2 separate regions of the Homo sapiens genome follow, and region 2 is linked to region 1. The links are chromatin contacts, found by Hi-C in ENCODE. All regions are on one chromosome and are shown on one strand. Each heading gives the region's core, a stretch centred on a gene start or an enhancer-like site at or near the end of the contact. The rest is flanking DNA. Distances are from core to core; before and after follow the strand shown. Region 1 holds the start of SLC26A2 (solute carrier family 26 member 2). Region 2 holds the start of CCDC69 (coiled-coil domain containing 69).

The links. Hi-C counts contacts between places; a loop is a spot of excess contacts on that map. Pooled maps may share reads with other maps.
Region 2: a pooled map shows a loop between it and region 1 (3-fold over the local background). The contact joins the promoter of CCDC69 here to the promoter of SLC26A2 in region 1. A Hi-C loop is called at or near these places in 8 of 50 pooled maps.

The regions. Positions count from the first base shown.
Region 1 is chr5:149,958,594-149,963,086 of GRCh38, forward strand. It overlaps SLC26A2 (solute carrier family 26 member 2), which reads left to right and starts at 2,165. Exons shown (of 3, transcript NM_000112.4): 1 at 2,165-2,386. RefSeq lists enhancers at 581-1,184, 981-1,060 and a silencer at 2,101-2,220.
Region 2 is chr5:151,222,027-151,226,519 of GRCh38, forward strand. It overlaps CCDC69 (coiled-coil domain containing 69), which reads right to left and starts at 2,066. Exons shown (of 9, transcript NM_015621.3): 1 at 1,897-2,066. The coding sequence starts at 1,944. It overlaps LOC105378230 (a long non-coding RNA gene), which reads left to right. Exons shown (of 4, transcript NR_160730.1): 4 at 1,450-2,324. RefSeq lists enhancers at 1-68, 1,489-1,598, 1,619-1,818 and silencers at 1,939-2,018, 3,502-3,796.

The DNA of each region.
Region 1 (4,493 bases), core at 915-3,414:
CTATTCTGAGCCCCAATTTCTTCGTCTGTGATGCAGATGAATATGTATGAAATAAAATCAAAGAATGATAGGCAGTATTAAATTTGACTGGTCTGGTTTTTTATTTTTGCTTTTGTTTTTATTTTTGAGATGGGGTCTCACTCTGTCACCCAGGCCGGAGTGCAGTGGCACGATCTCGGCTCACTGCAACCTCTGTCTACTGGGCTCAAGCTGTCCTCCCACCCCAGCCTCCTGAGTAGCTGGGACTACAGGCACATGCTACCATGCCTGGCTACTTTTTTCTATTTTTGGTAGAGTTGGAGTTTCACCATGTTGTCCAGGCTGGTCTCTAACTCCTGAGCTCAAGTGGCTTATAGGCATGAACCACCATGCCCGGCCAAATTTGGCCAATCTTTATTGGTGCCTGTTATATGCAAGGTCCTGGCTTCCCCACACAGACAAGAAAACAAACAAATAAATGAATAAATGTCAGCTGCAAGGATTGGAGTGGATTCTTGCATTTGCATAGCACAGTGAGTGTAGTGGTTAAGAGTGGGCTTTGCAGTCAGACGTGACTGTGTTAAAATCATGCTACTGTCACTTATTAACTGTGGGACGTTGGGCAGATCACCTAACATCTCTGAGCCTCATTTCCTCACCAAAAAAAAGAAGAATCATAATATGGCACCTCCTCTAAAGCTGTTGTGAGGATTAACTCATGTAATGAATGTGAAGAGTTCTGCGCAGGCACGTGATAAACATCCAGAAACTGTTTATTCTGCTTGTTGTGCAGTCTTTAGGGCTTAAACAAAGTACTTTACACTGATTGCCTTACCTGACCCTCTCCAGGACTCTGGGTGCTAGGGCATTAACTACCCTTTGAAAGGTGAAAACATTGATGCCCATTGAGGTGAAATGATTTGTCTTCAGCCACAAGGGGCAGCATCAGGAGTAGAACCCAAGTGTTTGTGTTCTGATTCCCAAGACAGCTTATGACGTTTTGGAAACTCTGAATCTGATGGGTGACAGAAACTTGGGGATCATCTCTAGATAAGAAAGGGAGTTCCTTGAATGACTGTGAAGACGTTCACCGGAAAGGGAAGGAAAGGAAGTTAATCATGCTTCCTTCACAGGCCCTCCTTCACCCCCATCTAGTGGGCACATGCAAGCTACAAACAAGGTGAGGAATGAACAAATTAATACATACTCAATAGTGGCCAGTTCGAGGCAGATAATTAAATCAAGATGACCTGAAAGGATGTGACTGGCTGTGGCTAGTTTACACAGGGTGGTCAGGGACGGCCTCGCCATGGAGAGGGCTGGTGTTTTGGCTGAGACCTGAGAGACCAGAAGAAATCTGATGGCCAGAACCAATGTTTAGGTCCCTAAAGAGAACAAGCGTGGCGAGCAAAGGGGGCCAGTATGGGTGGAGATCAGCGAGGGAGGGGGGCAGAGATGAGTGCCCGAAGCACACAGTACCTTGGCATAGGGAGGGTTTGATTTTACCTACAAATGCCATTAAACCCACTAAGGATTTTAACAAAAACTACAATTACATTTTAATTTACATTTTATGTTTTATAGAGACAAGGTTCGGCTATACTGCCCAGGTTGATCTCGAACCCCTGGGTTCAAGCGATCCTCCCTACTCGGTCCCCCAAAGTGCTGGGATTACAAGCGTGAGCCGCTGCGCCCGGCCTTTTAATTTACATTTTAGCCTTCCGGTTACTGGAATCTTTGATGGGGAATGAGTTATAGTGAGGCAAGAGCCTCTAACATTCTAGGAGCTCTTTTCCCGTTCGGGGCCTCAATTTCCCGTTCTACAAAGGCGGGTGGGAGGGAACGGGGTCCCAAGTAGTACTGGATAAAGAGGTGGCCGATCGCAAACGCTGAGCACTTCAAAACTCTGGGCAGAGCGCTTCCGCGCCTCTCCTGCTATTTCACCCTGGCCACAGGCTAGCCGCCGAGGCCGGTCATCCGCTCTCTCCGCGGAGGAGTCAACGCCACGGAAGCAGCGGCGGAACCTCTCTAAGAATCCTTCCAGCTTGTGCTCTTCTGTCCAGGGCAGCCAATCGCGAGGAGGAGAGTAGTCAGAGGGCGGCACCCTCCCCGGTCTGGGCCGAGTTATTGGCTGGTGGTAGCGTCGCTCGCCCGGCAGTACCACGTGACGGCCTCGGCCGCGGGCGTTTACACTGGCTCTGCCTCCGGCATCTCTTCGCCGGTGCGTCCTCGCCGCGCCCGTAGGTCCCGGCAGCCGGGCCCCGCCTCCTTCGGAGTCCGAGCGATGGGCGGGGAAAGGGACAGGCAGGTATAGCTCTGTCGGCGCCGCGGTGTCCACCTCAGTCAGGCCACGGTGGAAGACGCGTGCCGCGGCGCCTGGTTGCCTGCAGCGGCCCGGACCCGAGAGGTGAGAAGAGGGAAGCGGACCAGGGAAGAGGGAGGGAGCGGTGCTGGCCGCCAAGCGGTCAGCGGGCCCCTCCCAGAGTCATTCTGCCTGGGTCCCCGCGCGGTAGAATCCCAGATCAGGGGTCGCCGCCGTGGAGCGGGGCGTGCGTCAGGTTATTTCCCGGGTGGTCCGGGGCCGGGCGAGTGGCACTGCACCCTGGTGATCCGGGCCTGCCCGTCTGGCTGGCGGCTGCCCACCCGCCCTCCATCCCGCGTATCTCGCCGTATCTCGCCGGGTGCCACGCACTCCGCTGCTTTTCCAGTCCTCGTTGATCCGTCTCGAACCTAGATATCTGGAATAGGGATCGAGGAGATAGGAGCCACCACCACCTCGGACAGATGGGGAAACTGAGGCCGGCACAGGCGAGACGGCTTGGTTATCTTGGTTATTAAAAATCACACACCCGATTAAGTACAAAATCAGGACCTGTTCTTTCGGACTCACACACTAAGTTGGTATTATTTCACTGGATGGATGGAAACACTGAGAAGACAGAGAGGGCCCAGAGCCTTGCCTAAAAATACACAGCAAGTCTTTTGCAGAGCTAGGACTTGTACCCAGCTCTCCAAACTCATAGACTATCAGCCTGGGCTCCTTCCTTGCACAGATTGGGGATCACAGTGAGTTAGAAACATTCAGAACTTAAATTGCCTTCCGGCGCCCATTCTAGTTAACCTGTCTTTTCTCCTTGTCCCCAACAGTTCTTTATGTGAAATCTACAACTAATGTGATATGCAATACTAGATTAAGCAGAACTTTTTGTTTTTGAAAATTGAATCAATAAGAAATGGAGGGCCAAAGCTGTGGGAAAGGAATGGACCCTTTAAAATCAGGAATCTCAAGGCAGGATATAGCAAGGGACAGAGACTAATAGCTGTCGTTTATTGAGTAAATGCTATGTGCCAGGCACTGTGGTAGGTAGTTGTGTTAGCCTTACAAACCAGCAAGTTAGGTAATGTTACCCCATTTTACAGGTCAGAAATTGATGCTGAGTACAGTGAAGTTTTACAAAACCATTGCCATATGACTGCTGAGCAGTATAGCTGGGATCTGAACAGAGATCTGTTTGACTTCCAGAACACATCCAGTGATTCTCCAAGTGTGGTCCTAAGCTCACTCGTTCAGCATCATCTAGCGTGTGGAGTCCTGGATCTCATCCTTGGATTTGCAGGGATGGTCCTAAGAAGCTAACGGCTCTCTGTATTTGACAATTATTGTACTGTAATGTGCTGCCTCCTAGGGGAAGATCTAGAGGTGAACATACTCTGGGCTAGGGGTAATTTTTGAGGGAAAAAAATCACTTTTTTTTAATTTCTGATTTGACTTTTTTTTTTTTTGAGACCAGGTCTTACTCTGTCATCCGGGCTAGGAGTGCAGGGGCGCGATCTAGGCTCACTGCAGCATTGACCTCGTGGGTTCAAGCAAACCTTCCACCTCAGCTTCCTGAGTAGCTGGAACCACAGGTGCACGCTGCCATACCTGGCTAGTTTTTGTAGTTTTTGTAGAGATGGTGTTTCACCATGTTGCCCAGTCAGGTTTCAAACTCCTGAGCTCAAGCAATCCTCCTGCCTTGGCCTTCCAAAGTGCTGGGATTACAGGCATGAGCCACTGTGCCCTGCCCACACTTTTATTTTTTATTTTCCCCCATGATTGACAGAAGGATAATCACGCTTTTAGTGAATGTAAACCCCCAGGCAGATGCTTGCCAAGCTTAATTTCTTGACATAAGCTTGGTTTTGGCATGTGGGGGCGGAAGAGTGGGGTTGGAGAGTTAAGTGAGAATGGGGAAAGTAACTCCTTTTTCCTTATCATATAGCTGTTAAATTCTAATTCACTCAACAGATACTTGCTAAGCATTTATTAGGTGCAAGACATGTTCAAGACACTGAGAATACAGCTTTGAACAAAACAGAGCAAGTCAGTGCCCTCATGTGAAAGACAATTAACAATGTGTGGTATGGAATGGTGAGAAGAGCTATGGAGAAAAATAAAGGGCATAGGAGTGCAAGGCAGGGCTGGGCCCAGGAGGAAGACATGGAAATGGCAGCAATGGCAGTGGTGCTATATT
Region 2 (4,493 bases), core at 816-3,315, 1.3 Mb after region 1:
TCTGAGGCAACAGGAGTAAAAGATTTTACGCTAAAGTCATCAAGAAGCCACTGGAAGCACAGCGGGAGGAGGTGGAGACAAAGAACACGGAGCTAGGGGACTAGATACCTGGGTTCTGCTCTGTGTTGCTCTGTGACCTCAGTCATGCTCCTTCCCTTTTCTAGGCCTTAACCTCCTATCTGTATAGTGGGTGCGTCAGCCCAGGTAGTACCCAAAGGCCCTTTCCAACTCAGACAGGCTGTGCCAGCTTTACTTGCCCTTCAGAGCTTTGGCTGTGCCAGGGACAGGCAGGAACAGCTGGTAAGTCTCTCAGAAGGAGCAGGAGCCAAAGAACCTGTGCTTACTGTGACCTCCTCTTCCAGCTTGTGGAAGGGTCAGGCTCTTCCCCGTTTCCTCCACCTCTAGGTAGATGGAATTCACCCTTGGTCCACTTTGCAAGCTACAAGGTTGACACAGGTGCAGAGAACACAGACTCTCAGATGCTTAGGGATCATCCTGCTCATCACTCCCCATACAGGGAGAAACTGAGACCCAGGGAGACACAAGGGCTTGCTTGGGGTCACCCAGTATGTTTATGGCACCACCAGGACTTACACCCAGGGCTAATGTCTGCCTACCACTTGCTCAGTTACAAGTCTCAGCCAAGGCTCAGGTCTCTCCGCCTTGTCATCCCTGTCAGCCAGCCCCTTCCTTCTACTGATAGAGCCAAGCCTCAGTTTCCCTGTTGGAGTGAGTAAAGACATGAGGGTTTCTAGGTCAGGAGTTGGTGAGAATTTCAATCTGGTAATAAAGGGAGAGCAAGGAAAGCCAGGAGGTGTCAGAGAAGGGAGTAGAATCCTCCAGGCTAGGACTACTGTTAGGCAGAAAAACCTGTACTCAGGGCACAAGCAAAGCAGGAGCAGAGGGAGGACTAAAGTTCATTGCAAAACTATTAAACACTGTCACAGTTTGGGGCCTCTCAAGGTCTCAAGGGGGAATGATGATAAAGTTTAAGGGATCACCTAGTCCCACCTGGCTAGGGGGCAGGTAGTGGTAAGAAAAGGGGCCAGAATTTGAGGGTCCTTCTTCCCCTCTGCCTCACAGTGTCCCCTGAGGAGGCTATCTTTCTAGCTCCAGGCTCTGACCTTCTGGGCTCGTCAGACCCCAAGGGGCAGCTGGTCTCACTGCAAGAAACCTGAGAATTGTCCCCTGGGCCCTGACCCAGCTCCAAGGCCCCTTGGGGGAAGGACAGGAAGGGAGGAGAGGGCCACAGAACGCAGTAGATCTCCTCCCTCTTTGGCCCCTCCCAGCTACCCCAAGGGCAGCCCACACTCACCAGCTCTGGGGCCTGCAAGAGCCCTAAGACCAGCGCCTCAAACTTTAAAGCGTCATCACCTGGGCATATTGTTAAAAGGCAGCTTCTGTCTTGGCAAGACTGGGCCTGAGCCTGAGATTCTGCATTTCTGACAGGTCCCCAGGGATGCTGATACTGCGAGTCTGTGGAACACTCTTCGAGCAGCCCTGAGATTATCAGCCTTTAACCCCCGGGGGGAGGAAGCCGAAGGCCCAGAGAGGTCAAGTCACTTGTCCATGGCCACACAGCGAACAGCCCCAGACCGAAAGCAGAGGGCACCTGCCACAGACACACGACATCTCCCCACCCGAGGCAGCGGGAATCAGCTGCCTTTCCCTGGCCCGGGTGCCGTGTTTGTAAACTCGGCTGCTTGGTGCGGCTCGGGCCGGGGTAAAGGGCGCCTCCCAGCAGAGCCTCCCTCGTCTCTGAGCTGGCCTCTCCAGGTTCTCCGTCCGGTATCCCGGGCCGACCAGAGAGAGCCCGGGGCGCCGAGTCCTCTGCGGCGGAGCGATTCCGCACTCCCCTCTCCTCTGAAAGCAAACTTCTCCGCCGGCGCCCTTTACCTTTTTCGGGGGTTTGCAGCTGCTCAGCCTGCTGTGTCTGCAGCCCATCCTCCTCCGGGGGCTCCCGGACGCCGCTTCCCAACTCCGGGGCCCCCAGAGGAGCCTGCGATCCGGGCCCCGCTGCCCGCTCCGCGCCCGCCGGCTGGGGCTGCCGGCGAGACCCTGAAACTGAACCTGGAAGCGCTGTCTTGAGCCTGAGCTGGGGCGGCCGCCCGCCGTAAATACCCGAAGAGCGGGGCCTCAGTGTAGCCCGCAGGGCCAGCGGCGCCGCCACCAGAGGCAGGTGACCAGAATCCTTCTAAATAATAGGAAGCTCTGGTCAGGGCAGAAGAAAAGAAAACCTCAAGGAGCAACAGATGCTTTTCCGAACCCTCAGCTAAGAAAGGGCCGGGGGAAAAAATAATTAAAGCAATTATTTGATAAACTAACAACTATCATTCATTGAGGGCTGTTTTTGTCCCAGTTGTTTTATACATTTTATTTCTATTTCTTGCCATATCAGTGCAACAAAGGTATTACTTCCTCCATTTTACAGGTGAGGAAAATGGTGTTCAGAGATGCAACATGATTTGCCTAAGGTCACATGGCTAGTAAGTTACCACAGCCCAGATAGAATCCAGTTCCTTTTTTTTTTTTTTTTTTGCCGCTATCATAGTTCACTGCAGCCTCAAACTCCTGGGCTCAAGCGAGCCTCCCAGCTCAGCCTCCTGAGTAGCTGGGACTACAGAGGCTCACCACCATACCCAACCAAATTCTTTTCTTTTTTCCAGTCTGATTTTGAACGACCGCCCTCAAGCGATCCTCCCACCCTGGCCTCCCAAAGCGTTGGGATTACAGGCATGAGCCACTGCACAGAATACAGTTCTAACTCCAGAACCTAAACTTTGACTCAATGGCCTACAAATAAATCATAATACTAAGTTTATTGTATTTATTTATTTTTGAGACAGAGTCTCGCTCTATTGCCCAGGCTAGAGTGCAGTGGCACGATCTTGGCTCACTGCAACCTCTGCCTCCCAGGTTCAAGTGATTCTCCTGCCTCAGCCTCCCCAGTAGCTGGGATTACAGGCATGCACCACGACACCCAACTAATTTTTGTATTTTTAGTAGAGACAGAGTTTCACCATTTTGACCAGGCTGATCTCAAACTCCCAACCTCAGGTAATCCGCCCGCTTCGGCCTCCCAAAGTCCTGGGATCCCACACCTGGCCAATAATACTAAGTTTAATTTTAATGCCTCCTCACTTCTGGGCTGATAGTTTTTTCCACCTCACAAGCATCTGTAATATTTGACTCTATCCATCTTGGATAGATGTTATTCATCACAACAACCTCTTGAGGCAGGCCAGGTATGGTGACTATGGGACATAAAATGTCAGTGTCTAGGAAAAGGAGCTTTTGTTTATCTTCTCTTTGTTATTAGCTGAGGTTTCTGAAATGGCAATGCAGGAAAAAGATAACCAATTTTGAAAATCAGTGTGTATGCCTATTTGCGTGTATATTGGAATATTAAAGTCAGGCCCAAAACTCTTGGAAAGGTGTGCTGTGAAAACGGCTTAGAGTCATGAATGGGGAAAGAATATGAGACCTCAAAAAAATTGCTCCCTCCATAGGGTACAAAACCAATTGCAAAAGTGTGTAAGAAAGGAAACTAAGGAAACGTGTTATTAGGTTCTCAAAAGCAAGTATAATAGAGAATGGTGGCTCACAAAGTGTGATTCCCAAATCAGCAGTGTCAGCACTACCAGCCGCCTTTGTTGGAAATGCAAATTCTCGGGCCCCACCCCTGGCCTAAACTCTGGGGATGGGGCTTAGGAATCTATGGCTTCATAAGCACTCCACTCATGTCTGGCCTGGGCTAAAGTTTGAGAACCCCTGCCATAGGACGTGCTCCACAGGTACTGAAGAAACAGGATATACTTAAATTATACTAAAATTAACAATGTTTATTGGAACAGTGCTCATGATTAAAAACAAAGAACCCAAAACAACCTAAACAGCCAAGAAAAGAAGGTTGGTTAAATACATTATGCTATATCCATAAAAATAGAATGCCACATAACCAGCAAAAATACTGATGAAGATGAATTTTTTGTGTTACAAAACATAACAAACTCATTTTCATTAAAAAAAAAAATTGAGTGACTACCACTGTATTGGTGAGATTTTGAAATTTTAAAACAGTTTTTTTTTTTTTGAGACAGGATCTTGCAATATCACCCAGGCTGGAGGGCGGTGGAGTGATCATGGCTCACTGCAGCCTCAGTCTTCCAGGCTTAAGTGATCCTCCCACCTGAGCCTCCCGAGTAGCTGAGACCACAAGTGCCTGCCACCAAGCCTAGCTAATTTAAAAAAAAAAAATTTTGTAGGCCAGGCACAGTGGCTCATGCCTGTAATCCCAGCACCTTGGGAGGCTGAGGTGGATGGATCACCTGAGGTCAGGAGTTCGAGACCAGCCTGACCAATATGGTGAAACCCTGTCTTTACTAAAAATACAAAAATTAGCCGGATGTGGTGATGTGTGCCTGTAGTTTCAGCTACTCAGGAGGCTGAGACAGGAGAATTGCTTGAATCCGGGAGGCAGAGGTTGCAATGAG